Linked DNA regions of Mus musculus: all the other regions are linked to region 1. A link is a loop called in an ENCODE intact Hi-C map of the cell type or tissue named here. Cell type or tissue: heart. All regions are shown on one strand. Links, peaks and the distances in the headings refer to the core of each region. The heading gives the core; the rest is flanking DNA.

The links. Peaks named below come from ENCODE experiments on the same cell type or tissue, not always from the same donor. Only the 100,000 strongest peaks of a DNase experiment are listed, where the experiment ranks them.
Region 2: a loop joins it to region 1, with 6 times the contacts of the local background. A loop is called at or near these places in 25 of 42 quality-filtered maps.
Region 3: a loop joins it to region 1, with 4 times the contacts of the local background. A loop is called at or near these places in 8 of 42 quality-filtered maps.
Region 4: a loop joins it to region 1, with 7 times the contacts of the local background. A loop is called at or near these places in 17 of 42 quality-filtered maps.

The regions. Positions count from the first base shown.
Region 1 is chr2:118,635,680-118,640,679 of GRCm38, reverse strand. Bub1b (BUB1B, mitotic checkpoint serine/threonine kinase) reads right to left here. Exons shown (of 23, transcript NM_009773.3): 20 at 3,838-3,980; 21 at 2,105-2,279; 22 at 941-1,047. Among named protein-coding and RNA genes, the nearest start is that of Pak6, 25 kb to the left of the region's middle. In heart, for the core only: a CTCF peak has its summit at 2,417 (motif pointing left); no DNase peak of the experiment used is centred there.
Region 2 is chr2:118,695,748-118,703,517 of GRCm38, reverse strand. Pak6 (p21 (RAC1) activated kinase 6) reads right to left here. Exons shown (of 11, transcript NM_001033254.3): 11 at 5,498-7,111. The coding sequence ends at 6,944. Ankrd63 (ankyrin repeat domain 63) reads left to right here. Exons shown (of 1, transcript NM_001081971.1): 1 at 1-4,415. The coding sequence starts at 80. The coding sequence ends at 1,252. Among named protein-coding and RNA genes, the nearest start is that of Ankrd63, 4.3 kb to the left of the region's middle. In heart, for the core only: a CTCF peak has its summit at 3,214 (motif pointing left); a DNase peak (open chromatin) is centred at 3,147; H3K4me3 peaks cover 1,315 bases; H3K27ac peaks cover 818 bases; H3K27me3 peaks cover 3,823 bases.
Region 3 is chr2:118,968,783-118,976,552 of GRCm38, reverse strand. No RefSeq gene overlaps it. Among named protein-coding and RNA genes, the nearest start is that of Gm39914, 16 kb to the left of the region's middle. In heart, for the core only: a CTCF peak has its summit at 3,697 (motif pointing right); a DNase peak (open chromatin) is centred at 3,662; H3K4me3 peaks cover 625 bases; H3K27ac peaks cover 528 bases; H3K27me3 peaks cover 1,620 bases.
Region 4 is chr2:118,727,047-118,734,816 of GRCm38, reverse strand. It overlaps Plcb2 (phospholipase C, beta 2), which reads left to right and starts at 6,379. Exons shown (of 32, transcript NM_177568.2): 1 at 6,379-6,579. The coding sequence starts at 6,496. In heart, for the core only: a CTCF peak has its summit at 4,149 (motif pointing right); DNase peaks (open chromatin) are centred at 4,136 and 6,286; H3K4me3 peaks cover 258 bases; H3K27ac peaks cover 851 bases; H3K27me3 peaks cover 2,827 bases.

The DNA of each region.
Region 1 (5,000 bases), core at 1-5,000:
GTGCCTTGCTCTTACTCTCCTTCTCTTATCTGAAAACTCGCACTGCTGTAGAGCAGGGGGTTGACAAAGGCGGGCCCAGCCATCTATTTTTGCTTGTGTCCATTAACCACACCAGCAGGTCCACAGCTAGACCAAGATGCCTCTTAGCCCTGCACATCTCAAAGTACCCTTCAGCAATCTCATTAACTTATCTATTTCTGTTGCTGTCTGAGACAATGTCTCACTGTGTAGCTCTGGCTGGCCTCGAGCCTCTGCCTTCCATGGGCTGGGGTTAAAGGCCTGAGCTGGCAAGTCAGGATCAAACCTATCTTAAAAATACATGCAGGAGACAAATTTCCGAATCAAATGAGGAAAATACAACTTAGTGTTCTGGAGATGAAAGCAGGGAAGGGACATTCAGTCTTCAACACTGATCTAAAATGAAAACCAACTTTAGAACTGGCATGCAGTGCGTCACTACTTGGTGAGCCTATGCTGGGAAGCCATTGGCGCTATGTAAGGTGTCTGACAAATTCCCAAGCAGACCTGAGAGATCACTTATTTCTGCACCAGGAGACTGCTCGGTGGTTTGGTTCTACCTTATCATTTAATAGATAATAATCTAAACTCAGTATACCATGTGGAAACTTAACTCTTCAAAAGACAACCGACTTTTGATAAACACAGCTGTTAAAAAGACTAACACCAATTGGTTAGAAAACTTATTCCTCTAAAGTGTTTCTATTTCTAAGCTAAGAAATGCCCTAAAGTCTGAGCAGGTCTATGTCTTATTTTCAGCTGGCCATTCCTTTCCCTGTCCTAGGTGCTCTGCAGACACTGAAGTGAACGCAGAGACAGCACTTGGTTTAAAAAACTCAGGTTGCCTACCACAGCAGAGTCCGCTGAAGAGAGAGGGCAAACTATTGGGATATGGAGGAACCCTGGAGGACCCAGTACTCACTCAGAGGTGCTCTGGCTAAGTTTCCAGAGGAGTCCATCCCAGAAGACATGGAGGTGCTCCTTGAACAGGAGTAAGTGCGCTAGGTCTGCTATACCCAACAGATCTACCTGAAATCACAAAACGCTTCATGAGCTAAAGTGTAAAGTGGCCTCTGCTTCCATTAGCAACTGATTTACACAGGGCTGAAAGCACTGACAGCTCTAGACCTTAGTAGATGTCCTTATCTGTACAGGACAGGGAGAAGAAGTGACCAGATCATTTAAGGATTACTATTATGACTTGGCCTTTTTGAGACAAGATTTCTCTGTGTAGCCCTGGGTGTCCTGGAACTCACTCTGTAGACCAGGCTGGCAATGAACCCAGAAATCCGCCTGCCTCTGCCTCCCGAGTGCTGGGATTAAAGGCGTGCACCACCACTGTCCAATTTAATGGGTTATTTTTAAGAGCCAACAACAACAGACTGTCTTTGTGGATTACCTGGATTACCAGGCATCAGGACACCTAGTGCATTTGCAGACTCCAGCTGTGATCTACTGTGGCCCACATAACCGCTTCAGGTATACACCATGTATCCAGTCAGCAGATATGTTTGCACACGACACAGTCATGTGAGACACTGCACACCCATCCTGGTGTCCTCACAGACAGCATAGCCTTTAATCCTCCCAAGTCTCATGTCCAAGGAACACAGGCTGCTGTCCTTACTGTACAGTGAGGGGCAAAGAGAATGACTGACGGGTGACACGGATGGCAGGGTACAGAAATGGCTGGAGCACTAAAGCCACTCAGTTCTGTATTTACATGTCTATATTTATATCCTTGGGCACTGTGACAGGAAGGACGGTTAACTGTAAGTCACATGGTGATACAGTATTTGACAGCAGGGACATCTAGGTGAGCGGGTGGCAGTAAATACCAGCTCTCATGACTTATCTAGACAACCAAGAGGTTAAGAATGCTTTCCATGAGCCGGGCGTGGTGGCGCACGCCTTTAATCCCAGCACTTGGGAGGCAAAGGCAGGCAGATTTCTGAGTTTGAGGCCAGCCTGGTCTACAGAATGAGTTCCAGGACAGCCAGGGCTACACAGAGAAACCCTGTCTCGAAAGACCAAAAAAAGAAAAAAGAATGCTCTCCGTATTTGTCCAGGCTTGTCTTCCACTTACATGGTAGGGAGAAGAACAGTTAGCCAGGATCTTTTGTCCTTCCAGGATCTGTGCAGTCCGAAAGCCACTATAGGCAAACGCATCCAGCTGCACCCTCAGGTCAACACTGTAGGAGAAGTCCATGATCCTCACAGCGTGATCGTCCTTATTTACATAGTCATAGGGGTCGTGGATTCTGAGGAGATTCAAGAGAGATAACAGAGACAGGCTGTGAGAGCAGCAGCAGAGCCCAGCTTTTTTTTCCTTTTTGAAAGGGCTGCAGGTGTATCTTAGCCTTGCCAACAGTGCCCTCCAGTGGTGAGCTATGAAAGTGCACACAGAGAGAAATGGCAAGGGTTAAGATTTCTTTGGTCACAGGTTTGAATAAACTCTATCTAACCTAAAACACAGTGCATGGCCGCCTCAGAACACTCTGAAGCTCTTACACTCCGCAGTAAGGTCGGGCATTACAAGTGAGTTCTCCCCACTCAGGTGCCACAGTCCTTCCCCTTTACTGTAACAGGTGGGCTTTCCAAGGAGCACAGGACCTGCCTACCTCTGCAGTGCAGGCAACAATCTAGCTCTGCTACTTCCAGGGAACTGCTATTACATGTCCTGTTTCAACTCAGCCAACACCATATTTTTACCTTACTTTTTTGTAACCTTATCTTTCACTTCATAAAATACTTCAAAACACAAACTTACTATCAAGTAAGTATATTTCATATATTAGTTATTTGCATGAATCTCTAGAATCAATGTGCCTTAGGAGGAAACACTCTTCCTGTCACAAACGACTTTAGCACAAGGATTTTACAATTTACAGACGCTCCCATTTTTCCTTTGCATAGATCCAACCTAATTTTGCTTTTATAAGCTATGGCCACTTAAAACATTTTTTTTTAAAGCTTGAGAGTGTTTCACAAATTAATAAGGAAGCATGGCCTTCCCTAGCTCTCGGCTTAGCTGCTAGTGTTGCCATGGGCAACACCTCTTCTCCTCCTCTCCCTCTCCAGGGATCAAGCCCAGGCTAGCAATCACTTTCCCACTGAGCGGTGCTCCTACCTCACAATCTCATTTTCCTCACAAGTTATGTACACAATAAACTAACTGGCTTCAAAGGTCGCTTTCCTGGAGGCTGGAGATGGCCCAGTGGCTAAGAGCCCTCACTGTTCTTGCAGAGGACCAGAGTTCAATTTCTATAATCCACATGGTGGTTTACAACCATCTGTAACTCCAGGGCCAGGGCATCCCATGCCTTCTCCTAACCTCTAATGGCATCAAACGTGCATGCGGTGCATACATGCAGACAAACACATATTAAATATATATAAATAATTAAAAGTAAAAGGCTCTCTGGAATTTAGTACTTATAACTCTATATACTATTTCCTGCCAATTTTGTTAAATAAAAGATAATGCCCTTTTACATTTTTTCTGGTGTTCAATTGGAGCCCAGGGCTTTACACATGCAAGGCAAGCCCCCCATCACCTATATGTTCACACACATAGCACCTGTATGTTCCCAGCACCTATAGCACATGGCAGCTTCACAACCATCTGTCATTCCAGTTCCAGAGGTGCTGACTCGTTCTGTCCTTGGTGGGTACTGGGCATGCACGTGGTGCAGAGACATACAAGCAGAGAAAACACTCTCTTATGCTTTCTTTTTAAGGCATAAATACAAGAATTATTTGGCAGCCAGCCCATTGGTTGAAGGAAATAAATGAAGGAAATAAAAAAGACCAACCAACCTGTTTCGTAGGATCAGACTCCGTGGACTCAAGTCTCCGTGTACTATTTCAGCTCTGTGTAGCTTCTCCACGATTGTCAAGAGGTTGTAAATAATCAACACTATTATTTCATGAGTAACAAATTCGCTGTGTTGGAGAAGATTCTGGAAACAGAAAGAGAGAAAACTATTTCTCCAGCTGTCACATCCACAGTACGTGCCTGGTGACGCTGCTGTGTGCATTCCTTTTGTTTCCCGCTGGAATGCAGCTGGCCCCCCGCTCCAGCTGAACACCGAGGTCTCCTGAAGGCTACAAGGACTTATGAGACTGTGGAGGAAGAGCATGAAGGAAAGGCAAAGATGCTGCTGCCAAGCTGGAAATCTTCTGATCCATGACATTTGTATGGTGGACAGAGAGAAAGGACTCCTGCAAGCTGCTCTAATAGCCACGTGCATGTTCACCTACATGTGCGCACACACACGTATACATAAAGTAGAACATTAAAAATTATGTTGGTAGCAAAACTTGAACACAGCAAAGAATAAAATGATATAATATGTCTATTTTCAAAGGTTTCAAGGGATGCAGTACAGGAAAGACAAGATTTTATTTTGCTTTAAATGAATTGATAATTAGTCTAGTTAGGTGACCCATTCATTTCTCCTCCCTGCCCCCTCCTCCCCATCTCTAAAGATAAAATGCTAAAATATATCAAATAGGTAACTGATCAAAGCAACTTGTGTAAGAAGGGATACAGCTCATGGCTGCCTAGACTGTACTGGGCTTTTGTCAATCCTCAACACTAAAAACCAAGCAAGCAAGCAAGCAACCATTACCTACGGAAAGAGTCATCAATGCTTTTACATTTTACTTGAATTTGTCTTTCTCTACAGATGGTATGTTGAGGCACACCTGTAATCCCAGCATTCTGAAGCCTGAGGTAGAAAAACTTCCATAAAGTCAAAGCCAGCCAGGTCTATGCACTTATTACCAAGCCTAAAGTCGGATCCCTAGAACCTATGCGTCAGAAGGACTGGCTTTATCCTCAGATCTTCACATGCATGCCGCACATGCGCGCACACACACACACACACACACACACACACACACACGCGCGCACACACACACACACACAGTGTTAAATAAATAAACATTAAAACTAGACTACTTGTTTTTTTTTCCTG
Region 2 (7,770 bases), core at 1,319-6,318, 62 kb before region 1:
GCCGGGGCCGTAGCCCCGTGGGGTGAGGGAACAGGGGCGCCCCCGTGCGTCGGACTTCCGGGGCGCGGCGGCCGGAGCCATGCTCAAGCCCAAGGACCTGTGTCCCCGAGCGGGGACGCGCACCTTCCTTGAGGCCATGCAGGCCGGCAAAGTGCACTTGGCCCGTTTCGTGCTGGACGCGCTGGACCGCAGCATCATCGACTGCCGCGCAGAGCAGGGCCGGACGCCGCTTATGGTGGCCGTGGGGCTGCCGGACCCCGCGATGCGCTCGCGCTTCGTGCGACTGCTGCTGGAGCAAGGTGCAGCCGTGAACCTGCGGGACGAGCGGGGCCGCACTGCACTCAGCCTGGCCTGCGAGCGAGGCCACTTAGACGCCGTGCAGCTCCTGGTGCAGTTCAGCGGCGATCCGGAGGCGACGGACTCGGCGGGCAACAGCCCGGTGATGTGGGCGGCGGCGTGCGGCCACGGGGCGGTGCTGGAGTTCTTGGTGCGCTCTTTCCGCCGCCTGGGCTTACGCCTTGACCGCACCAACCGGGCGGGCCTCACCGCACTGCAGCTGGCTGCCTCCCGCGGCCACGGGACCTGTGTGCAAGCCCTCACCGGGCCTTGGGGTCGGGCAGCCGCTGCGGCAGCGGCCCGGGGTTCCAACTCCGACAGTCCCCCTGGCCACCCTGCCCCGGCGCCCAGCCCAGAGCGGCGACGACCCAGTCCCCGTCGTTTACCGCGCCCTCTTTTGGCACGGTTTGCGCGAGCTGCCGGCGGCCACGGTCACGGTCACGGCCATGGCCACGGCCACGGAGGCGAGCTTGCCTCTGCTGGCAAGGGCTCGGTCCGTTATAGGGCACAAGGCAATGAGAGACCAGAGTTGGGCCGGAGCATGAGCCTAGCTCTGGGTACCATGACCGAGGAGGAGACAGCACGCCTTAGGGCAGGAGCTCTGATGGCTCGACCAAACTCACCCCAGTCTTCGGGGAGTGGGCGGTGGCGTTCGCAGGAGGTGCTGGAGGGAGCGCCACTGGCCTTAATGCAAGCCCCGGTCGGCCTTAGTCCTCATCCCGAGGGCTGCCCCGGCTCTGGCCGCCTGGGTTTGCGCCGACGGTCCACAGCTCCAGACATCCCCAGCCTGGTCGGGGAGGCTTCAGGGCCTGAGAGTGGCCCAGAATTAGAGAACAACGCTCTGCCTTTCTCAGTGCCTGGGCCAAAGCCTTGGCAGGCGGGCACAGAGGCTGTGGTACTGCAGGCTCAGCGGTAAGGAGCACGAAGGTCGCGCCCTGTAAAGTTCACTCTGTCTCTAGCTACTGAGATGTCTCCCATTCTTCCAAGTCCTCCCTTTCTCTGCAGTTTTCTGCCCACCCTTTGTCCCCACTGCTAAAGGGAGATTTCCTGTAGTCCTCCACCAGATGTAAGAAAGAGATCCCATCTTTTTGCTCTTTGGTATTTCCCACGTAAATCTCCCACCTTCCTCCAGCTTGATTTCCTTGTCCTGGGGGAAAAAGGAGGTGTGAACAACGGCTGCTTCTGTGGGCTTCAGCTTTCTAGCCGGAAAGGTGGATGGCTCAGGCCCAGCCCCAGCCTTGAGGTTCAACTGCCTAGGCTCGGTACCCGCAGCATCCCTTGCCTATTTTTAACTTTTCCTATCACCTTGGCAGCCAGGTAACGGCAGAGCTGGCTTCGGAAGAACAAGGGCCCAGGCGGCTGTGCCTGCTGATGCTGACCATAATAGTTTGACAAACTACCAAAGTCTCCCTTCCCTGTAAGTGTTGGAAGAAAGGAGGAACTAACGTGGCCACGTAAGCTTTTTGGACAAGAGGGCTGATTATGAAGGAATCCAATGGTTAAGGTTTTCTGAGGCAGAGACTCAAGGCAACAGGAATATTTTGAGACGCAATGCCCCCTTTAGGTGTTTACCAGCTTTCCCTTCTGGGAAATCAACTTCCTTTGACTCTGTCTCAGTCAAGACTATGGGATCTAACTTCATTGATACTGGTGGGTCACTGCTTCCCCAAGCCCCTACTAACTCTTGGCTTCTGGGCCTGCTTGACCCCCCAAATGATTGCGTTTGAATTTCATCTTTGAGGATCAATGTTTTCCCTTCTCCTGGCCCAGCCTTACTTATATTTCCACTTAGTCCCAGAGGCCTGAAATGGAAAGGACATAGCACCCCACCCCCTCCTTCCTCCCAGCTCCCCCATTCCACACGTGGGTGCTCCAAGAGGGTGGAACAGCTAGGAAGGATTTTTGCTTAATTGTATTTCTCCCAACCCTCAAAAGAACTCGTGTTTTGAGCCTTTGTGTATGAAGCAGAAAGCAGCAGGTCTGATCCGAGGCTTAAGAACCTGACAACGTCTCTTTAAATAGCACCTCAGCGAGGGGGATAATTGACTGTAGTGTTTGCCACGTTAAACGGCGACGGGCGCGGGAGTCGAGAGCCCACACGAACTGCAGGTCCCGGTCTAAATTACATCAAACTCCCGAGAGAGCATAGGAGGGGGCTGCTAAACGTCTCCTGCTTCTTGCTGGGCTGTTAATGGAGGGCAGGGCAGATGATGGATGCTAGATCAAGACCAAAGACCCCTGCCTGGGCCCCACCGCGTGGGATGCTGGCCCAGCCCAGCTTCCAGCTTTTATTACTGGGCAGATTAGTGAGTCAGAGGCAACTGTGGAGAAGTAGTTAGGCCCCCTCCCCGCGAAGTCTTTTGTCCTCTCCATCTCCGCCCCTGCCCTCCAACACTGTACCTCCTCAGAGAGAAGGCGAAGAAAGGAGTTTGACAGATTGCATGCTCTACGACCCCAGTGTCAGTGCTAACTCCTGGTGGAAAATCTGTACCAGCAGGGTGGGGTAAAAACTCCTGCTTCAAAGCAGTGAAGGTTTTCTGGCCGTGATAGTACCTCGGGTTTCTAGTTGTGAACCCCGAAGAGTGAGCATTTAAGTCCCTCACTTGTCTGCGATAAAGTCTTTGAAGACGTTGATCTTTGTGGAAGATCGTCTTTGTGGAAAGGTTTCTCACCAGTATCTCTGAGAGAACTTCCCAGAGAGAATGCTGGTGCTCAGAAACTGGGTCTGCGGTTGAAGCGTAGGAAGTCGGAAACCAGTTTTTGCAGGGGCCAGAGAGCTCCGCAGTTCCTGCCCTCCCTCGCTAACGTCCGAGGCCGCGCGCCAGCCCACATTTGGGACCGTGATCCTTGCTGCCCCCTAGTGGCACCTCTGCATTCTCCCCGCTGCGCCCCGGGAGCTCAGACTTGGCTTTCTTCGGGAGATCATTGATGTGTAACTTCTCCCTCTGTGTGCTTTTTACCCATAAAGCGTGTTCCTCTTGTAAAATATTAAATCCGGATACTTGAAGTCACTTCACTTCAATGAAGTGAGGAACAGTGAACAAGGAAAGTCAGCACTGGGTGTGGTAAGAAGTGCTCAGAAGCCCAGCAAAGACCCCTTTACCAAGAACCCCAAGTTATTTTGCAAGCTAAGGCTACTGTTGGAAGATCGCCTGCTGTCTTTAGAACAACTGGAGCTGCCAACCCTTATGACTTCTGAGCCTTGACCTGACCATTTGTGTTGTCTTACGACAGTTGCTATTCATTCTGGGATGATCTCTCTGCCACCCCACCCCACCCGGACACACACAGACACTCCTGGCCTCTGTCCCACACACCTGCACACATACACCTGCCTTTTCTCACCCCGAGGGGCAGACGAACAGTATACCACAGTGTCTGAAAAGTCAGAGGAGGTCAGGGCTGGGACACTCCAAGTGAATAGTGTTTTTCCTCTGACCCTTCGTCCCTCACATTCTATTTTCAACTATGTTTACTTTTAGTGACTTTTTTAATGGTGTAAGGATACAATTTTTTGGCTTACAAGCACCGTGGCATTTGGCTCACACATTGTGTCAGGGGTGCTGCCAACCATCCAGTGTCACTGATATGTACCCTGTGGGAACGTCACTTTGGTCAGTCTCTGTTGGGTAAATGATTGCTCTTGTCTGTGGTCTGTGGAGTTGCTGGAACATGGGTGGTTGAAAATGGTTTTTCTGATACACTGTAGATCTTTCCCATCTCAACTGAGTTGTGGGCCTTGTTGTCTGCCCTTAGCCTTAGCTAAGCCTTAGCAGGCTCTGTACAGAACTCCAGCACACTTCACTCGCTCTGGACTTCCTGTTAGCTCTAGGTATACTGAGGCTGTGGTCCTCCCTCGTCCCCTCCTGCAGTAGGAAAAGACTTTGCTGCATATTCTGCCTTTCCTGTTATTGTCGTCATCATCGTCGTTGTGAAGAGTCAGTCACCCCAGCCACTGGCACTTAGCGCTGGTTGGTGTGGAAGGGTATGAAGGACGTTGGCACATGCATTTGGAGCGATGTGCTGAAAAAGACTGGCAGGGGAGGCACAGCTAATAAACCCAGTGTTGTTGCATTGGAGACCTGGCCTCTCTTTGCCTTCCTGCTCACTGCTGCCTCTTGGCTTCCTTTGAAAAGATGGAAGCACACACTTGATTTGGAGGTACTTCCTACCTTCATCAGCCCTGGCCATGGCCATTCTACAAGTCATGGGGGCTGCTTCTCAATGAACCAATGAACCGCTGCTGGGGCTGGGGCTGGGGCTGGGGCTGGGGCTGGGGCTGGGGCTGGGCCTGGGCCTGGGGCTGGGGCTGGGGCTGGGGCTGGGGCTGGGGCTGGGCCTGGGCCTGGGGCTGGGGCTGGGGCTGGGGCTGGGCCTGGGCCTGGGGCTGGGGCTGGGGCTGGGGCTGGGGCTGGGGCTGGGGCTGGGGCTGGGGCTGGGGCTGGGGCTGGGGCTGGGGCTGGGGCTGGGGCTGGGGCTGGGCCTGGGCCTGGGGCTGGGCCTGGGGCTGGGGGGGCTGGGGCTGGGGCTGGGGCTGGGGCTGGGGCTGGGGCTGGGGCTGGGGCTGGGGCTGGGCCTGGGGCTGGGGCTGGGGCTGGGGCTGGGGCTGGCTCCTTGCTCCAAGTTAAGTGGTTTCAATGAGCACTGTTTTGAGTATAGAGCTCAGAAAAGGAAGATTGGAATCACTGTCGGAGTAAAAGTTAAAAGATATTTTTGCCACTTCCCAACCCCAGGGCTAGAACCCAAGTCTCTGGTCACTTCCCTACTCTTTTGAAATGTCAGAGTCCTTCAGTTTTAAGAAAGGAACATGGGCTGCTTTCGGGGAACTTTCTATGGGCAGCCTGAAGACCAGGAGAAGGGAGAAACCAACCTTGAATGAGGCCAGTCTCTGTGGCCTTGGGTTGCTAGGGCCCTCCCCCACACCTCCGCCTGGTGGCTCCTCGGCCCTGACCAGAGCCTTCTTCGCCCTTTCTTCCAGCCCCAGGGCCTTCCACGTCCCGGCTCCTCCTTCCTCGGCCCTCATTCTAGGTGTCCAAGCCAAAGAAGCTGGGTGATTTGTGGATTCAAGTAACCACAGAGGAGCCCTACCAGGCACCCACTCCAAGGGCATCCAGTTCCAAGAAAGCCTGGCTCCAATCCCAGAGAATGAAAAACCCAAAGGTTCGAACATTTAGTTTAATTTAAAACAGGCACAAGTGCAAACAAGTCACAAAAATGTCTAGGGAAGGATGCTTTTGTTTTTTTAAAACTCTGACCCTTAAAAAAAAAAAAAAGACCTTGCAATTTTTTTTTTTTTTTGCCCTAATGCAGGTCATCAGGGAACAGAGGAGTCTAAAAATATTATCTGGATCGGGTCCAGACACTAGAGTTCTTCCTTGGCATTCCCTGTCTCACAACAGCCAGGAAGGTGGGAAGGGAGGGAGGTCAAGGAGGCAGGGAAGTATCAACAGGACAGCTGGGGCAGCAGGCTCACAGAGGAGGTGCCCATCCCTCGCTCGGCATGAGGGACCCCCTCCGGGAGGTGGTTCACCTTTCTGTCCCAGCCCAGGGTTCTGAAAAGGAGGGGTCCCTGATCTGGCCGCTAAGAAGTTGCTGACAGGTAAAACAAAGTTTATTCCCTTACTATTCCTGCCTCAGTATGGGAGAAACTCAGAAACTTTGAGGGCCCCCAGCATGTGTTAGACTTGACATACACACACCCCTTCCCTGTTTAGGTAATAACATGAGACTTGAGAGGCAGAAAGCCAGGTCCAAAAAGCAGATTCCTTCAGAATGGAGCTTGGTAGAAAAGAGGTGGACAGCTCTTCTGAGGCTCTCTGTGGGTGACTGGAAGGACCTGGGCCACTGGGGGAAGTTTACACACACACACACACACACACACACACACACACACAGAGAGAGAGAGAGAGAGAGAGAGAGAGAGAGAGAATGTTCTCTACATCCTGGACAATGGAACCACGTTTACTGCCAACCCCACTCTCTCTCAGAAGATTCCCCCCTGGCTGCTCTCATGGTCTACACACAGGCTATTCACAGTTCCGTAGAGGTTTTCTAGGGCGAGGCAGTGCCAGGGAACAGACAGGAAACAGGTGCAAGTGGGGCTTCCAGAAGTCAGACCAGAGGAGGAAGAAGGATTCAGGCAGCGAAATCCTTCCCCGTGGCCCTCTGGGACTCCAGGGTTTGAAGCTTCAGTTGAGAATAGCAAGTGTCCATGTGGAGATGGAGCATGCACCCTCTTGGTTGCCCCAGGTCACTGTGGACACTGCCTTTAAAAATCTGCAGCAGCCTGTCGGCTTTGCTGGCTTGCGGCCAAGAGCACCACTCTCCGCGTTTCTTAGAAACATCCCTGTGCAAATAACAAAGGGCCAAACCTGCAGAAGGGGTCACTGTCATCCCAAAGGCAACTGGGACTCTGGGGAGTGAAACCAAGGGGGGCAGGTCCGGCCTGGCCCAGCGGGCAAAAGGGCAGGAGGGAAGGTGCGGAGCTTCACATTCGATCTTTGGAGAGAACACTGAGAGGGCAAGGCGGGTAGGCCTTGCCAATGGAACGGCTGTCCAGTGTCCTTTGCCTGTGGGCACAGGTGGCAGGTGCACCCTGGGTGCGGGCTCAGCAGGTGGAGGTCTGCTTGCGGTAGAGCTGTATCAGAGGCACCAGACACTCAGGCAGCCCCGTCTGCAGCAGAAACGGGTGATCCAGAAGCTCCTGGGCCGTGGCTCGCTCTTGGGGTTCCCGTACCAGCATCCGATCCAGGAAGTCTCGCAGCACTGGAGAGACCTATGGAACAGAACCGTGAGGGGGTGAGGGGAAGCCATGGCTCGCAGTCACTTCTCGGCGGCCTGATTGCTGGGCCCCCACTAGCTCCACACCTCATCTTCTCTGCTTTCTTACTTTCTGGTTCCTCCCAGGCGCACTGATGATTGGCTTAGGAGGCAGGAGAAGGAGGCCAGTTCACCTGTTATGAGAGCGGCAGAGCAATGAATGGGATGAGGATGTCTGGAAGTCTGGGTGGCTGGGTTCCACACACGGCCCACTCCCCCTGCCTGCTTCTCGGGGCTCTTGGCTTTCAGGCTCTGCAGCTCTGCGAAAGGGGCATGGAACTGGCATCAGCGATCCAGTTCCTCATCTACCGGGCTGCCTGGGGAATGCTACAGAAGGCTGCCCCCCTGGAGCAGTTAACTAACTAACGGGTGCTCTTTGAGACCTGCTCATCTCAGGCTTCGCAGGGCAGTCTCCAGGGACCAAGCTGTCTTAGAGCCTGTTAGAAACCGGGCATCAATCCTCTGGGGCATTTTTTAGCTTTGGCCACTAGGTGGCAGTACCATTTAGCTGTCTGTCCTGTGGCAATCTGGCAGCAGGGGAATGGATTTATTTGGCAGGAGAGAGTTAATTATAATAAGTATAGATACTGGGTCTAAGGCGCAAACAGTGGCTCA
Region 3 (7,770 bases), core at 1,160-6,159, 330 kb before region 1:
CTTGATCCTGACCCGGCCGGGGATGCGTGGCCGGGCGCTCCGCGGCTCGCGAGGGCTGGGAACTGCAGCAAGTGCCGGAGTCACGAGCAGGGGGCGCTCAAGGGATGCCCCGAGTCAATACCGGGTGGGGCGGAAAGAGAAGGTCCTGTCACTCGCTGAACCATGGGCCCACTAGGGTAGCTCCCTAGAGGCTCGGTGTGGGCGAGAAGCCACCGGAGGGAGTGATGAGGTCCCCGAGGGGCGGAACAGCTACTCGCTGCTCGCTGGGCGCCTTCCACCGGCGTGAAGCTAAGTGGAGAGCGGCAGAGAATAATTTGCGTCCAAACGAGGGAGATTTTCCGGTCTGTAGGGAGGAAGAATTGGAACACATTATAACCGCACCCCCACCACACAAACGCCCACCAGAAGATGCAAAACCCCGTTGTCGTTATACAAACACGTGTGCCGGGGAGCCCACTATAACCACATCCCCACCACACAAGAGCCAAGACCCTTTTGTCGTTACACAAACACTTGTGCAGGGGCCAAGCAGATTCCTTTGCCAGAACACGTAGACACGAAGCGCCACCTAAAAAATCTGTCACTCATTAAACACAAAACCCGAATCTAGGACTGTGCCAGACACATTCAGGATAAGGCAGTCATGGGTGTTGTTTGCAACCTGACTTTCCTGACTGTACCCTTCAAGGCAGGGCTTGGTAACTCTCCCACTCCTCCCTAGAAATCCACTTACACAGCGCTTTCGTAGAGCACGTGGATTTTATTGAAGGCTTCTAGAGGAAAGCAAAGAAAGGACATGTACGCATAGGGCAGGGGGCACAGCCCTTCATTCGTCCAGAAAGTTCTTTCTTTTTGCCTGTTTGGCTGTTTCTTACGGCCCCTTTATTTGAGCAGCGTCTGAATCATGCCTACTTGAACCGCACCCCCACGCCCTTCCAAGAGACTTTGCCACATCTTCACCCGTTTGTGCAGAGAGGAGGGGGGGGGCTTGCATCTCCTAAATTGCTCACTGGCACGCACACTTGCTTACTCCAGGCAACCTGCTCAGCATTCCCTGCAGTTAGTCAACAACACCCCACCTCCACCGTCTTTCTCTTTCTTTCTGTAGGAGGAGATGGCTAGGCATCCTCGAGTGCATGCGCAGGCCAGAAGCCAATGCAGGTGTCTTCCTTTATCGCTCTCCATCTTGATTTTTTTTTCAATTTGCAATTCTTTGCAAACAATTTTATTTGTTTGCGTTTCCACGTGTCTGTACAGATTCACACCTGTAGGAGCCAGAGGACAACTTGTGGGAGTCATTCTCTCCTGACATGTAGGTCCTGTGCATCAAACTTGAGTTCTCAGGCTGGTGGCAATAACCTATGCCCATTGAGACATCTCATCAGCCTTGCCTTATTTTCTGAGATGGGGGGTCTCTTCCTGAACCTGGATCTTACCATTTTAACTAGACTGGTTGGCCAGTCAATCCGGGGAATCCACTCATGGCTGGGATTACAAGTACCATCAGCGAGTACTGCAGATATGAACTCTGGTCCTCACACTGACCCAGCAAATCCTTTTTACCCTCTGAGCTTTCTCCTCAGCTTCAGTGCCCCACCCCATCCCAAACCCCTGTCCCCTGACTCACACATGCCTTTTCCTATCCAACTAGCTTAGAAAGCCCTATGAGGTCATTCCTGCTTTGCAGCTAAGGCTGAAGAGGTTAAGTGACATCCACAGTCTCAGGTGTAATAAGTGACAGAGCTAGCCTGCCACTCAGGCATTCAGAATGGACGTCCCCTTTCCACGAGGCACACGGCATCTAGGAAAGGGCCAGATTGAAAAGCCACAGCTAGTGCAATGTCCTGGGTGCATCAGGGAGCAGCGATCGCTGAATGTGTGGTTTCCACATCAGAAGAATGTGCACTGTCCCTTGCTAAATTCTGTGACTCTCTGGCATTTGGACTAGAAGCAATGTTTCACAGATGCAGAGTTCTATCAGGGCAGGCATAATATCAAGCTTCAGAGATGGAAATAAGAGAATTGTGAACTGGAGGCCAACCTAGGCTACACGGTGAGACCCTGTCTAAAAACTAAAAACCACCAACAACATAGTAAGTAGTTATAGCAGAAAGATATATTGAATAACTTATGCACATTTGTATCCCTTCTTGATCACATGTAAATGTAAGGATGTGGCCCCATTTAACCCTCTCAACCCCACTTTTGGTTAAGACGGCAGTAGGCTGATTCCTCCTTTCGTACTGTGAGTTTTTCTCACAGACACTTCTGACATGTAGCACTTTAAACTATAGGTCTTTCTCACAGTCTCTAGGATTTGGGGCTAGCTATGAATATTAGATATAAGTGCTGCATAAATACTGCATGCATATACGTAGGATTTGTATGGTGGCATTTAGGTCCACACGTTCTTTCTTCTTACAGTTTTGTGTGTGGGCTTATGTGTGCACATGTGGAGACCAGAGGGCAACCTCGGCTATCCTCCTTAGCATTTTAAGACAGGGTCTCTTGCTGTCTGAGTAGGCTAGGCTGGACAGCCAGTGAACCCCAGGGGTTCCCTGCCTCTGTGTCCCCAGCAGTGAGATTACAAGCGCTCATCTTAAAGCTGGAGTTCTGGAGACTGAATGTGGGCTTTCAGGGCAAGTGCTTTACTGACTGAGCCATCTCTCCCCAGCTCTCCAAACCTCTTGCGTAGCTTATTTCATAATTAAAACCACTTATAAGCTGGGTACAGCTATTTTTCAAAAATATTTTTATTGTCCTTCTATTTTCTCAGCACTGGGGAGGTAGACACAGGAACTATTCAAGGACAGCCTAGGCTACATGGCAAGACCTTGTCCCAAAACAAAGATATTTTAAAATTGATGTAAAAGTTTAATGTTCATGCTTTGAAATGTATAAATCTTCACGTACTGTTTACTAACAAGTATATGAACTCACACAGACATTAACCACAGTCAGTCAAGATTCACAACATCTCCATTGCTCCAGAGGTTGCTTTCTGTCCATACTACTCAAAGAGCCCAGCACTCTGATATATAATATCATAGATTACTGCTGAGTGGCAGTCAGGTCCACGGTGTGGTGTGCCCTTCCTTATGCGTTGATAGACATTTGGCTACTGTCATACTGCTCTGAACATGGGTGTAGATCTTAATTTCGTCTGAATAAATACTTAGGAGTTTTGCTAGGCATAGAGTAAGCACATATTGAATTTTATAAGATACCATCAGATTAAAAAAAAGAGTTGTAATTTTAGTATTACTAGAAAAAAAGAAAAGAAAAACTGAATCCTGGACAGGTTAAATTACTTATCTAAGAATAACTTGCACAAGCATAGCGTTTTAGAGTTTCTCTAGTTAAGACTATTGTTTTAAAAAAGGAAGCCGAGAAAAGACAGTGGGGTGGTAGGAAGAGACAAAAACCGAGGGAAGCCACCTTTGAACTCTGTCCTGGGCGAGGTGATCTCCCCCACCCCCCACGTGCAGTCAGTGGTCGACTGTCCAGGCTGAGCCCTGGGGTTCAGCCACTCCTTGTCATCTTCTCGGTGTCCTGGGCCGGCCACTGCCTGCAGCCCACACTGTCAGCCCGGAAGCGGCGAGCAGGCACGCGCAGCAGCCAGCAGCCCTTTAAAGCCGGGACTCCGGGGCGCATGAGGCTGGAACATTTTCCAGCGCAGTTCTCTATCGGTCCTGCAGGGGGAGCCACGTCCGCCGCCAGAGGCCGGTCACCCGCGGCTTTGCATCTCTGAGCGAGCGGAGGCCCGGAGCCCACCCTGGCTTTTGGCGGGAGTATTTCAGAAGCCTGCGCGCAGCCTCCCATCCCAGCAGTCATCCCAGCGTGCGGCCAACTATTCTTTTTCGCTTTTGTCCTCTGAGTGCTTTATTTATTTATTTATTTATTTATTTATTTATTTATTTATTTATTTATTATTTTAAAGGACGCGAATCACATTTGTATGGTAAAATCAAACATCTCGGCTGAACTGTCCTTCGGCTGAAAAAGTACTGACTTTCAGATTCTAATAGAGTTGTCAACACTGAAACAGAAGTGGAGGAAAAAAGATTTTTAAATTTTGGTATTTTACCCAGATAGCCATTTGAACCAGAAAATGCCATGCTATACACAATGGGTAACTGACTGAGTAGAAAGCAAACACATTTTCATCAATAAAATGGAAACAGCCCCCACCCTTTAATCTAAAGATTCGCTCTTAGAAGGTCCAGTTTCGCTTGTCCTTTGCTCTAAATTTCGGTTTACTTGAAAGGAAGAAGTGGAAATCTTATGTGGCTGTTCTGAAAGGAAACAAACACCCACGAGGCCCCTTCATCGTAGCAGCTGTCCTCAGGTAAGTGGGAGCTGGTGATTTCATTGGGGAAACAGGACTGAGGGGTAGGAAGCAGGTGAGTGAGCCCTCCAAAATTCAATGTCACAAAATACATAATGCCACTACTGGTAACTGCACATTTCCCTAAGACTGTCATCATTCCTATCAGAGCTAATTTAACAGTTCTAGAAGGGACGTGCGGCTGTAATCCTAGCACTCAGGAGGCTGAGGCAGGAGAATATTCAGCGCAAGCTGATTTGGAATTTATTAGGTAGCTGAGATTGGCTCTCATCTTTCCATCTTCACTGGCTGAATACTGGGATTATAGGTGTGTACTACACATACGTGTAAATTGGTGAATTTTTTCCTGTTTTTTGTGTGTTTGTTTGTTTGTTTGTTTGTTTTCACTTTTGCTTTTGTTTTTCACCAGTTTCTCTGTGTAGTCCTGGCTGTCCTCTGGAACTCACTCTGTAGACCCCGCTGACCTTGAACTCAGAGATCCACCTGCGTCTGCCTCGCAAGTGCTGCGAGGATTAAACGCATGTGCCACCCTGCCTGGTTTTTATGTGTCTGTGTATTCTGACTCCCTGTATGTGTATGTACTGCATGAGCGTCTGGTGCTCGAGGAAGCCAGAGGAGGGGGATGAGTGCCTTGGAACTGGAGTTACAGATGGTTGTGAGCCACCGGACACAAGTGCTGAGAACCAAACCCTAAGGCCTCTACACGACCAGCAATGCTCTTAACCACCTTGTCATCTTTCTAGTCCTGACTGACTGGCTGGATCTTTAATTTTTTTTTTTTTTAAGTACACTGGGGATCAAATCTAGGGCTCTGTGCTTGTCTCCCACCACAGAGCTACATCCTCTGCCCAAATTTTAATTTCGGTTATCTATTTTGTTTTTTTTTTTCTTTGAGTAGCCCTGCATGTCCTGGGACATGCTCTGTAGACCAGTCTGGCCTTGAGCTCACAGAATCCTTCTGCCTCTACCTCCTGAGTGTTGGGATTAAAAGCCTGCCGCCACTACGCTTATTGTCCCTTTTCAAACAGACAATACATAACAACGTTCAAACAAACAAACAAACAAACAAAACAAAACAACCTTGAAACAGCAGGAAATATCAGCAACGTTTTCAACAAACCGCCCTTTCTAAAGCAACTCTCAGAACTGGGTGCCCACCCGCTCTCCTCCACGGCAAGTAAAGGGTCCACGGCCCAGTTTCTTCATGTGTGAACTTCTTTTTTGGCTAAATAGAATGTAGCATTATGTATACTGTCCATCTTGATTTTTCTCCATATTTATTTTGAGACAGGGTCTCTCTTATAGCCCCTGCTTGCCTGGAACTTCCTGTGTAGACTGTCCTGTGACTCACAGAGATTCGCCAAGCCCCTGCTCTCCCCAGCTCTAGGACGGAAGCCATAGAACATCGCCCAAGCCTCACTTCACAGAGAGCCACCCTACGTCACTTTTTAAAAATGATACGAGAGTATTCCCTTGCATTAATAAAGCACACATTAACTATCCAGGCTCTCATCTATGGACATTCAGGTTTTGCCCAGTGATTTTGCTATTACAAACGAATCGCAATGCCCACTTTGCACGTCATTTTGCACTTGCATTTTAAGGTAAGTTCCTAGGGCTGTAGTTTGTAGAGTAGCAAGCTGGGCACGCACACTTTTGAGTGATCCTCTCAAATCCTTCCCTGCAGGGGCTGTCCCACAGTGTTCCTCCCTTCCTCATCTGCTTGCCCAAGGAGTGTTATCAGAGGTTTAGCTTCTTGGCATATTCTTAGTTAAAGCATTTCTGGTTACTTTTATCTTAAAAAAATATGAGACTGAACACTTCTGTCTGCATTTAACACTCACTGCATTTCTATGTATGCTTATTTTTTTATTGTTAGCAGATTTGAACTATGGCTTTGCTTAGTCCTACGACATTTCATAGGTGGATTTGTTTTTTATGTTACAAGTTGCAAATATTTTTTCAAAAATTTGCATTGCTTCTCCCTTCATGCACACATATGGGGGTGGGGAGGGTGTCTTGTGGCTGTGAGTTTAGCACCATTTTGTGCTCCCGATGGGCCACACGCAAGCACGCACACACCCACTCAAGAGCTATCTGGATCTCAATGAAAGACAGACAGACACACAGACACACACGCATGCATGCGGGTGTGCACACACACACCAGTTAATTTTAAGTATGCTTTGACTAGCTCAAAGGCTGGAGACTGGCTAGCACACATTTCCCTTCTGTAATCCTGGTTTAACACCCTCTAATTCTATATTTTATCTTTGTTGCCCTGGTTCCTTCTGGGCGGCTCCCTAGTCTTTGACACTTCTGGGCGGTCCTTCTCGGGGCCGCATTCCTTCTCACCTGCATTTCAGATGATTTTCCTTCTGCAGCTCTAAATCTGATCTGTCTCCGAATTGTCGCGATTCTCACTTCCTCTCTCCTTCTAGTTTCTAGCTCATGCAAATCCAAAGGTCATACCTCAGTCTACCTGCTCTGCCACTAGCCATTGGCTTTTTGTTGATTGATCAAAAACCATTTGGGGACAAGGACCTTCAGTGTTTGAACACACAGATCCCTGATTTTGGGGGCCAGATTAACTCAAAGCATTAGAACCAATCCCCAACTGGGTTTTCAGAAGCTTGAGTGGCCTTGAACTCCCATTCTCTTGCTTGTCTCCTAAGGGCTGGGATTACAGGCATGTGCCACCATACCCACCTATATTGCCTTTGTGGGGTAGGGGGCAGGGTTTTTCTATGTAGCCCTCTGCAGGCCAGGCTGGCCTCAAACTCAGAGTCGCTCCTGTCTTTGCTTCCTGAGAGCTGAGATTAAAGCCGTGTACCTCCATTGCCCTGAATATTGCCTTTTGACTTGGTTGATTTATGGTTATTCTTGTCTTGTAAGGGCATTTTTCTTTTCTTTGTGTGTGAGGGTTGGGGGCAGGGAGAGTATACATATTAGTGTGTGCATTCTTATGTGTAAACCAGAGGTCAGCCTTGGATGTCAGTCTTCAGGCACTGCCCACTTTTTTTTTTTTCCCCCTTTGGACAGGGTTTCTTGGTTGTGGCCCTGGCTGTCCTAGAACTCACTCTGTAGACCATGCTGGCTTCAGTCTCACAGAGGTCCGCCTGCTTCTGCCTCACAAGTGCTGGGATTAAAGGGGTGCACAACCACTGCCCAGCCAACCACTTCATGTTTTGAAACAGGGCCTCTCACTTGCCAAATAGACTAGGCTGGCCAGCAAGCCCCAGGGACACGTCTGATGTGTTAAGGAACCATTAACACATGGAAAGTATAGAGAAGCTGAGAGTACATTGCTTTTGTGTACTCTAATGTTTTGTGAGTCTGAAGAGATGACTCAGCAGTTAAGGGTACTTGTCACTGCCCCAGGTATAGGTTGGATTCCCAGCACCCATATTATATTATATTAT
Region 4 (7,770 bases), core at 1,354-6,353, 93 kb before region 1:
TCTGATATGTCAGTTTGTCTGCCACTCAATTAGACATCACTTTCAAACACGGGTGCTTTCTTCTACAAACTAACTTTACCTTCATTGTTGGGGATTAAATGTGTATACTAAGGGTGCATCTTATTTCAGCCAAAGGAACTAAAGGTGTGTGCTAAGGTTGGGCCACACCATGAGTAGAAATAGGTGGGGTTTTTTTTTTTTCAGTAAATAACACAATCTCAGGGTTCACGGTGTGATCAAATACCTGGTACATGTCACCATGCTCCCATCAGGATAACAATGGACTAAGCCACTGAAACTGTAAGCCAGCCCCAATTAAATGTGCCCAAGTAGATAGAATGACCTGCGCATCTGGCACAACAGTCACGTGAATGGCCGTGGTGGCCTAGATGGAGGCTATGCACAGGCATGTAAGTGATGGCAGCAGTGGCCCACCAGAATGGCCTCCCATACAGCAAAACAGACCTCTCTGTTACTTCCCGAACCAAATGGCCATGCGGTAACAAGTTGATTGCTGCATCTGTTTTGCTCTAGAACTGTTGGTATTTCACTCAACTCAAACTGACATGTTTTCGGGATATGGGGTCATATCGTCGATAATTTCTTTTTCTATTTTATCCTGATTTGTTCTCACTTTAGAAATGTTTTCTCTGAAGGGACACCCCATACACTCCCAGCCGCAAGGTCATCTCTATTTCTGGCATCTAGGACCCAGAGAATAAGGGCCACCCTTATGCAGGTAGAGCTTCGAGACACCTATGCTTTCCCACCTGGTCTAACAAAATGTTGCATGCTTCCTACATCCTGACTGTTATCTACCAAATGCTCCCCAGTTTATGCATTTCCTGTGGTAAAGCAACTTAAATAGAAATACACAAGTATTTCAGATGTGGCCTAATGATGCAGAGAATGGGGAGAGAATGAACGAGAATGGGGTGGCGTCTTCCTTGGTTCTAGGGCACTGGCTGCTCCTGGTACCAAGGAGTGAAGATCTGCAGACGTCCCAACTCCCGAACTGCCTTGTCCCCTCCTGAATCTCATTCTGGACCCTGATTCCAAGGGTCTGGGTGCAGCAGAGAACATGTCATGTTGGCAGGTTATTCTGGTGGAATTGCAAGACAGAGAGCTGCTAGGCTCACAGGCAGCTTCAATCCAACCACTCAAGAGCGTCCGCTTTTATTGGCAGCTCTGTCTTTTGACTCAGATGGAGCTGGCTGTCAGCAAAATCCCTGTTTTATTCACACATGCTTCTGCTAAGCCGACACTTCCCCCACCCTGTCCCCATACAGCCGGTGTCTTGGAGCCAAGCCTGGATCCCTCAATGAAGCCCTTTCATCTTACCTTGTGGGTTTGAGCTGTTGCTCCAGCAGAGTAGGTTGTGTTTGGTCCCAATTCTCCCCAAATATCCCTGTAATGACTAGCTTCCTGCTAGTCACAGAACCAAGAGGCCGTGGTTCTATCTGGGCCCTAATTAAAAAAAATAATAAAGGCTGGGGGATGGACCAAATTAGGAGTAAAGAGAGAAGCAATCGATTGCACCTAGGACATTTCCTATGTGTGATGCACTGTGCTTCAGAGACAGACATCAACTAATTTATTCTCCTCATCCATATGAAAACTGGCCCCTTTTACAGATGTATAAACAAAGGTAGAACAGCTAAGAGATGATGCCTAAACAGCACATACTGAGTCAAGTGTCATGTTTTTCTACCATCTGCATCTCTCACCCCCAAGGTGACCGGTGACCGTCTCTTGGAGACACACGTTGGCCCTCCTGATGGGAGTGGGATTTTTAGAACTGGAGCATTTGGGGCCTAATTAGATTCATCATCACTGAGCTGCCCTTTTGCTGGGAGCCCACAGCAAACTTCTGGGACTTGAAACAATCCGCTAGGGTCCTGGAACATGGATCAGGTAAGTTTGATCCCAAATGACACTTCAAAAGGAAACATACAGCCAGGAGTGGTGGCACACACCTTTATCCTAGCATGGAGGAGACAGAGGCAGGTGGATCTCTGTGCGTTCAGGGCTAACCTGATCTATGTAGTGAGCTTCAGGATGGCCAGGGCTACAACAGGGTCACACAGAGATAGCCTGTCTTCAAACCGAAACAAAAATCATATTTGAGACTGCTCCTTCTGATCTTTTCCATGATGACATTCCAGGTGGTTCTTCTGTCACCCAGAGGGGAGGGAGGGAAGCCGAACAACATCTGACTCTGAGAATTCTAGAGAATTTTTATTTATTCATGCATTTGGTTATGAGGTAGAATCTTATTGCATAGCCAAGGCTGCCTTCAAATGTGTGATCCTCCTGCTTCAGCCTCTTGAGTGTTAGGACTACGTGTATGTGCCACTATTCCTGGCTACAGAGAACTCTTTTTTTCAATTTAATTAAAAATTTTTTTAAAATTTTGAGTCAGAGCCTTACTCTGTGGCCCAAGCTGGCCACCAACTTGTGGCGATCTCCCTGCCTCAGCTGTCTGAATTCTGGGATTATAAGCCCAGTTTCAGAGGATGCTTGAAGCTTCTTGGTTGCCTTAGCACCTTGGCACCTGGTCCGTATTTTGTCTCTGCCTTCACTCACACTCAGTTTCCAGCACTGCAGTGGGCAGCTGATGCAAGGAGTTTCAGCTGATGACAGCTGGACTGGTATCGCCCTGGGTCCACATCTTCGCATCTGTCTTATTGGCTGTTGGGGTTGAGCTGAGAGACACATGGGAGGCTGTGGTTTGTTAATAAATTGAGCCCCAGTGCTGGTAACTATGAGTTCAGGCAGCTTGGAGACAACAGATTTCAAGACTACAGTTGAGGCGTCTCTAATTTGGTTTGCTCTGGGAAAGTGAGTCCAAGCACGTGATTCTTACAAACAGCTGTAGTGTGTGTGTGTGTGTGTGTGTGTGTGTGTGTGTGTGTGTGTGTGTGTGTGTGTGTGTGTGTGAAGCAAGTCAGTGAAGACACATGTAGAAAGAACAGCATGTGTACAATTATCCCTTGGTATATACATGGGTTGTTGGCTTCTGGGTCCCTGTATCCACCAGAATCCAAAGATATTCCTTATATAAGATGGTATAGCATTTGCATATTGCCTACCATACCTTCCACATTCTGTAAGCCATATTGAGATCCTTATGCCTGATATGTAAATGCCATGAAAATACTTATTACCCTGTATTATATAGAAAGATACTGACAAGAAAAACATGTCTGCATGTTCAATACAGATGCCATTTTTACCATTAAAAAACTATGAGGTTGGTTGACTTTACAGATGCAGAACCTATGGGTTCAGAGGCTAACTCACTGAGAAGGAGTAAGAAAGGGACAGACATAGTGGTACATGCCTGTGCTTCCAGCACTGGAGAAGCTGAAGTGGGAGGGGGTGTCCTAGGTCAGGCTGGGAGCATGGGAAGTTGGGACCTAACCTTGGGAGGCAGCTGGTGAGCATAAGCTCTGTCCCCAAAGCTCCCACATGATACTGCTGTCTCAGTATCGCAAATGGAATATCTACCAGCATCCTCCTAGAGTGGCTGCTTCCCCTGGGCCCATCCCTTTCCCTTGCAAGCTCAGGGACATCCCTATGAGGTACCTGTATAGTGAGGTATTCCCACTATACAGGTGAGAAAGATGAGGTGCTTTAAAAGGTGAGCATCACCAGATAGACTTACTCAGTAATTGGCTGGGTTCATAGAACAGTGTGTGGAAAACAGGCTTCAGAGGATGCCACAACGGATCCCTCTCCATGACAGGAGCAAAGTAGCCATTGCCCCCAACCCAATACACAAGGTGCCTCCCTGTTCCTGAATCCCACTGCATCAGGTGAGAAAATTATCCACCTGGCCAGTAATTCTGGCACCTGAAGATAAGAGTTTAGCTTCCACCCCTGAACTTCTCTGGTGAGCAGATTGGAAACCCAGTCACCCCATGAGTCCAGTGCCACCAGTGAGCTGGGCGAGCTGGGATTGGGACTGGGACCTCCTCCCCTCTGCACCCCTGCAGAGACAGCTGTTGAGTGTAAGCTCCCTCCCTGCCTGCAGCCCACAGCTCCCACCTGTCAAGCGCAGTGACACAGATCTACCAGCGACTTCCTGGAGTGGCTGATTCAGGAGTCTGCCTCTTTCCCTATCAGGCTCAGCTTTCCCATGAGCCCAGCAGGGGGCATCCTTGCCCTTCCACTCTCCACCCTGGGGGGTTAGATTGGCCTCCCGCCAAGGGGAAGCCTTCCAATCCACAAGGCCCAAGAGTCAGTCCAAGGCTAACTTCCCAAATGTATTCCTGAGACTTCTTCTCTTCCTTCAGCCACGACCACTCTACTATTATTGACATTACGGTTTTTTTTTTCTTCCTTTGTCAACTTAATATTTTTAAAACTTGAACTCCAGCGTTCTAACAATCTTCCAGCTTGTCCCCCAAAGAGCTGTGACTACAGACGTGTTTTGCCATGCTGGGCAATGTATATATATTTTTAAAAGAGGAAACCCCTCTTCAGTAAAGGTCTTTCAAATAGCTTGCTGCTCTTTTGGCTGGCATCCAGATTTAGCAGGTGAGCGCCACTGATGTTACTACAGTCAGGAATCCCAGAGCCTGTCCAGGGGATGCCATCAATGGGTATGGATATAAAGTTTCTCTTCTGTGGGCTTAGGGCCAGAGATGGAAGGTGCAAAGAACCCAGAATTCTTTGAAGGAGGAACAGAGACACCCCTCCTCCCTTCTAGGCTTTCTTCCAGGCCTATGGCTGCAGGCAAGACAGGAAGGAGGAACTTGGAAATGGGGACTAGCTCCGTGCAGGTGACAGGTGTAGGCTTTGGGAAGGGGCAGGGATTTCCCTTGCAAAATTCATTCAAACAGACAGGAAACCTGATCCCACAGAGACAGCCAGATGTGCAGGGGCTCCCAGGAGTCTCCCAGGGAGATCCAAGGCTGAAGGCAGGGCTTGAGGAGAGACACTGAGGGAGGGGTTGGAACACCTGTCACCTGCAGGAGTTTGGGAGCCGGTTTCCAGGCCGTTCATTCAGATCTGGTCTTAGAATTGCTTTTCTGGGGACAATTAATTTCTAAGCTAGCTTTCTTTGAGAAGTTCACTACTTTTATTGGGGGTGGGGTGGGAGGTGGGCAGGCTCTCTTGTAGCCTAGTCTTGAACTCCTGACCCCATCCCTCTAGTGCCAGAGACCCACAGTTTACCTTTTGATTCTCACTAACCCTAACTAACCTGTTCATCTAAACCTGTTCTCTCTTGCCCGCCCCTACTCTCATGCACTGGCTCCTAGCCAGTAGTTCCAGGGCCTGGAGAGGGTAGTTCACAGTTGTCAGGGGTGGCACACAGACCCCTGATGGGACCTGTTGCAGAAGGCCAGGGCCTCAGAGGGGAAGGAAATCATGGGTTAAGCTTCTAGCCTCCCCAACGGTGCTAAGCCATTTGATAAGAGTGCATTATTAGGTAAGAGGAAGTGACTGGGGCCTGAGCTGGGCTGGAACTGAGCCTCTGGGATAGATATGGACGATGTAAGGATCACAACACCTAGAACCGAACTGGGTTAGAGTGGGCTAAACCCTGAACAGGGGGCTAGAGCAGGCTCTGGTCTGCCTCTCAGAACCTCTCTCCTCCAGGATCTGTGTGTGAGGCAACACAGTGCATGAAGGAACACTCCAGTGCTGGCGGCAGCAAAGGGCCTCTTAGGCTGTGAGGCAGCTGCTGGGCAGTGGAGTTTTTAGGTATTCATTGAAAGGTTCAAAGATGCAGAGAAGTGTCATGGGTGAGAGGCATACTGCCTCACCTGGCTCTCATTTTCATGGGGAGGAAGCACTGAGAAAGAGGAGCTGGGTGTCCGAGAGACTTTGCTTATTCAAAACACTCAGTGCCAGCTGGGACCCGGCCCATCCCTGACTCCCACTTCCAGATCCCGCCCTCTGAGGACAGAACCCCTGCTCTGTGGAGGACCCTTTTCCTAAAGAACTGTTTGTGTTCTTGCCTCAGCCCAAGGCTCAGGAATGGTATCTCCCACCCCCCTCCATGATATATCACTTTCTTCCATTGGCGGGGGGGGGGGGTGTGTAAATCTGAGTAAAGCCTGTCTTTGTAACGGGGTCCTGGCCCCAACATTTCTAGATCTCATAGCCCGCCCCTCAGTTCACAGCAGCCCAGAGAAGGAAGCCCAGAGCAGGAAGTGCTGAGGCAGGGGGTGGGGGAGGAACTCCCAGGAGGGGAGCTCAGCCCCCTTGGGCAAAACAGCTACTGCAGCCCCCGGCTTCAGGAGGAGGAGGAGGAGGAGGCTGATTTACAAGGCAGATCAACTGGGCCCTGGCCTGAAGCTCTGAGTCCTGCATCCAGCTACTGCCACCCCGCAGGCTATAAGAGCACCCGACTTCCGGACCAGTACTGGGCGGGTGCCATGTGAGCCTAGCCTAAGCTTCCTCTCCTGTTCACCCTTCTTCCTTCTCTTCTCCTGTCCCCTGGAGAGGTTTGCCCAACCTCTCCAAAGAGGGACACTTGACATCATGTCTTTGCTCAACCCTGTTCTATTGCCCCCTAACGTGAAGGCATATCTGAGCCAAGGGGAGCGCTTCATCAAGTGGGACGATGTGAGTAGGGTTCGCCTCCCCCCCCTCAAATCCCCAGCCCCCGGGACGGTGGGGGCTGGGCTGCTTGGGAGCTTTGCAGAACGGAGGGTTGGTTTATGTCTTCCCAGCACCCAGGCGCCTATGTGTCTGTCACAACAGTCTATCTAGATAAACAAGTCTGGGGTGAGGGTGGGTGCTCCTGGCTGCTGTAGGGAAGGAAGCCTCTGTGTTTGGGAATAAGAGAGGGGGCTATGTGTGTTTGTGTGTGTGTGTGGGGGGGAGTCAGAGTCAGAAATCTTTGGACCTGATTTGCCCTTTTCAAATCCCCGAAGATGATAAAGGTTTGTTTCTAGTAACTTCAGTGTTGGTAGGGGGAATGCATGTCCCTCTCCTCCCACCTCAGCTGAGATCAGGAAGAGAGGTCAGTCAGGTCCTCTTCCCAGCACGGACACCCCAAATTTGCTCTGGCAGGAGGCCCATAACCAGCTGCACCATCCCAGTGTGCAGAACAAACTGTGTCCTGTCCCAGGGAAGCCATATTCTATCTCAAGCTACTACTGTGGCAAGAGTTACAAAAGGGCCGTGGATCCAGTTGAAAACGGGAGGCTCAAAGACTGGGGTCTGAGAAGGAACTTACTGACTTCTGCTTCCCCCATGGTGGCTCAGCTCAGCTCAGCCTTCTATTACCTGCCAACCTGTCATCCGGCCGGGGAGGGAAGACCATCTGCACCCCAGCCCAGAGTCTGCGCCTTCCTAACTCGTCTCTGGTCCTTCTGGGCTGAAGACACAGCCACTAACCATAGAATCTTTTGGTCTAAGAAGAATAAAATGAGAACTGTCACTCAGAGAGGGATAGGCCTCCTTAAGAGTGCTCTAGCCTGGCCTCAGGAAGGCCTGATGTTCTCAACAGCGCATGACATTTAGGAGGTCACCTACAATTACTTCAGCTCCCTGGATTGGCTAGTCTAGTTTCTCTATGAACTGAGGGGAGTCTGAAGCTAGACCCTTCAGGGCTTTGTTACGTTAAGGCATCTGGCTGTCAAAACTGTGGGGATGGGGCCCTGGCATGAAATGCTTTCTGTTTCTCTAGAAGTTGGTCTCTAGAAGTTTTGGTTGGTGTGGCATGGTGGTGGCATGCTGGTGACATGGTGGTGATGTGGCGTGTCTCAGAGTCTATGGAAGGAGGAAAATGACTCACAATGAAAAGTGAAG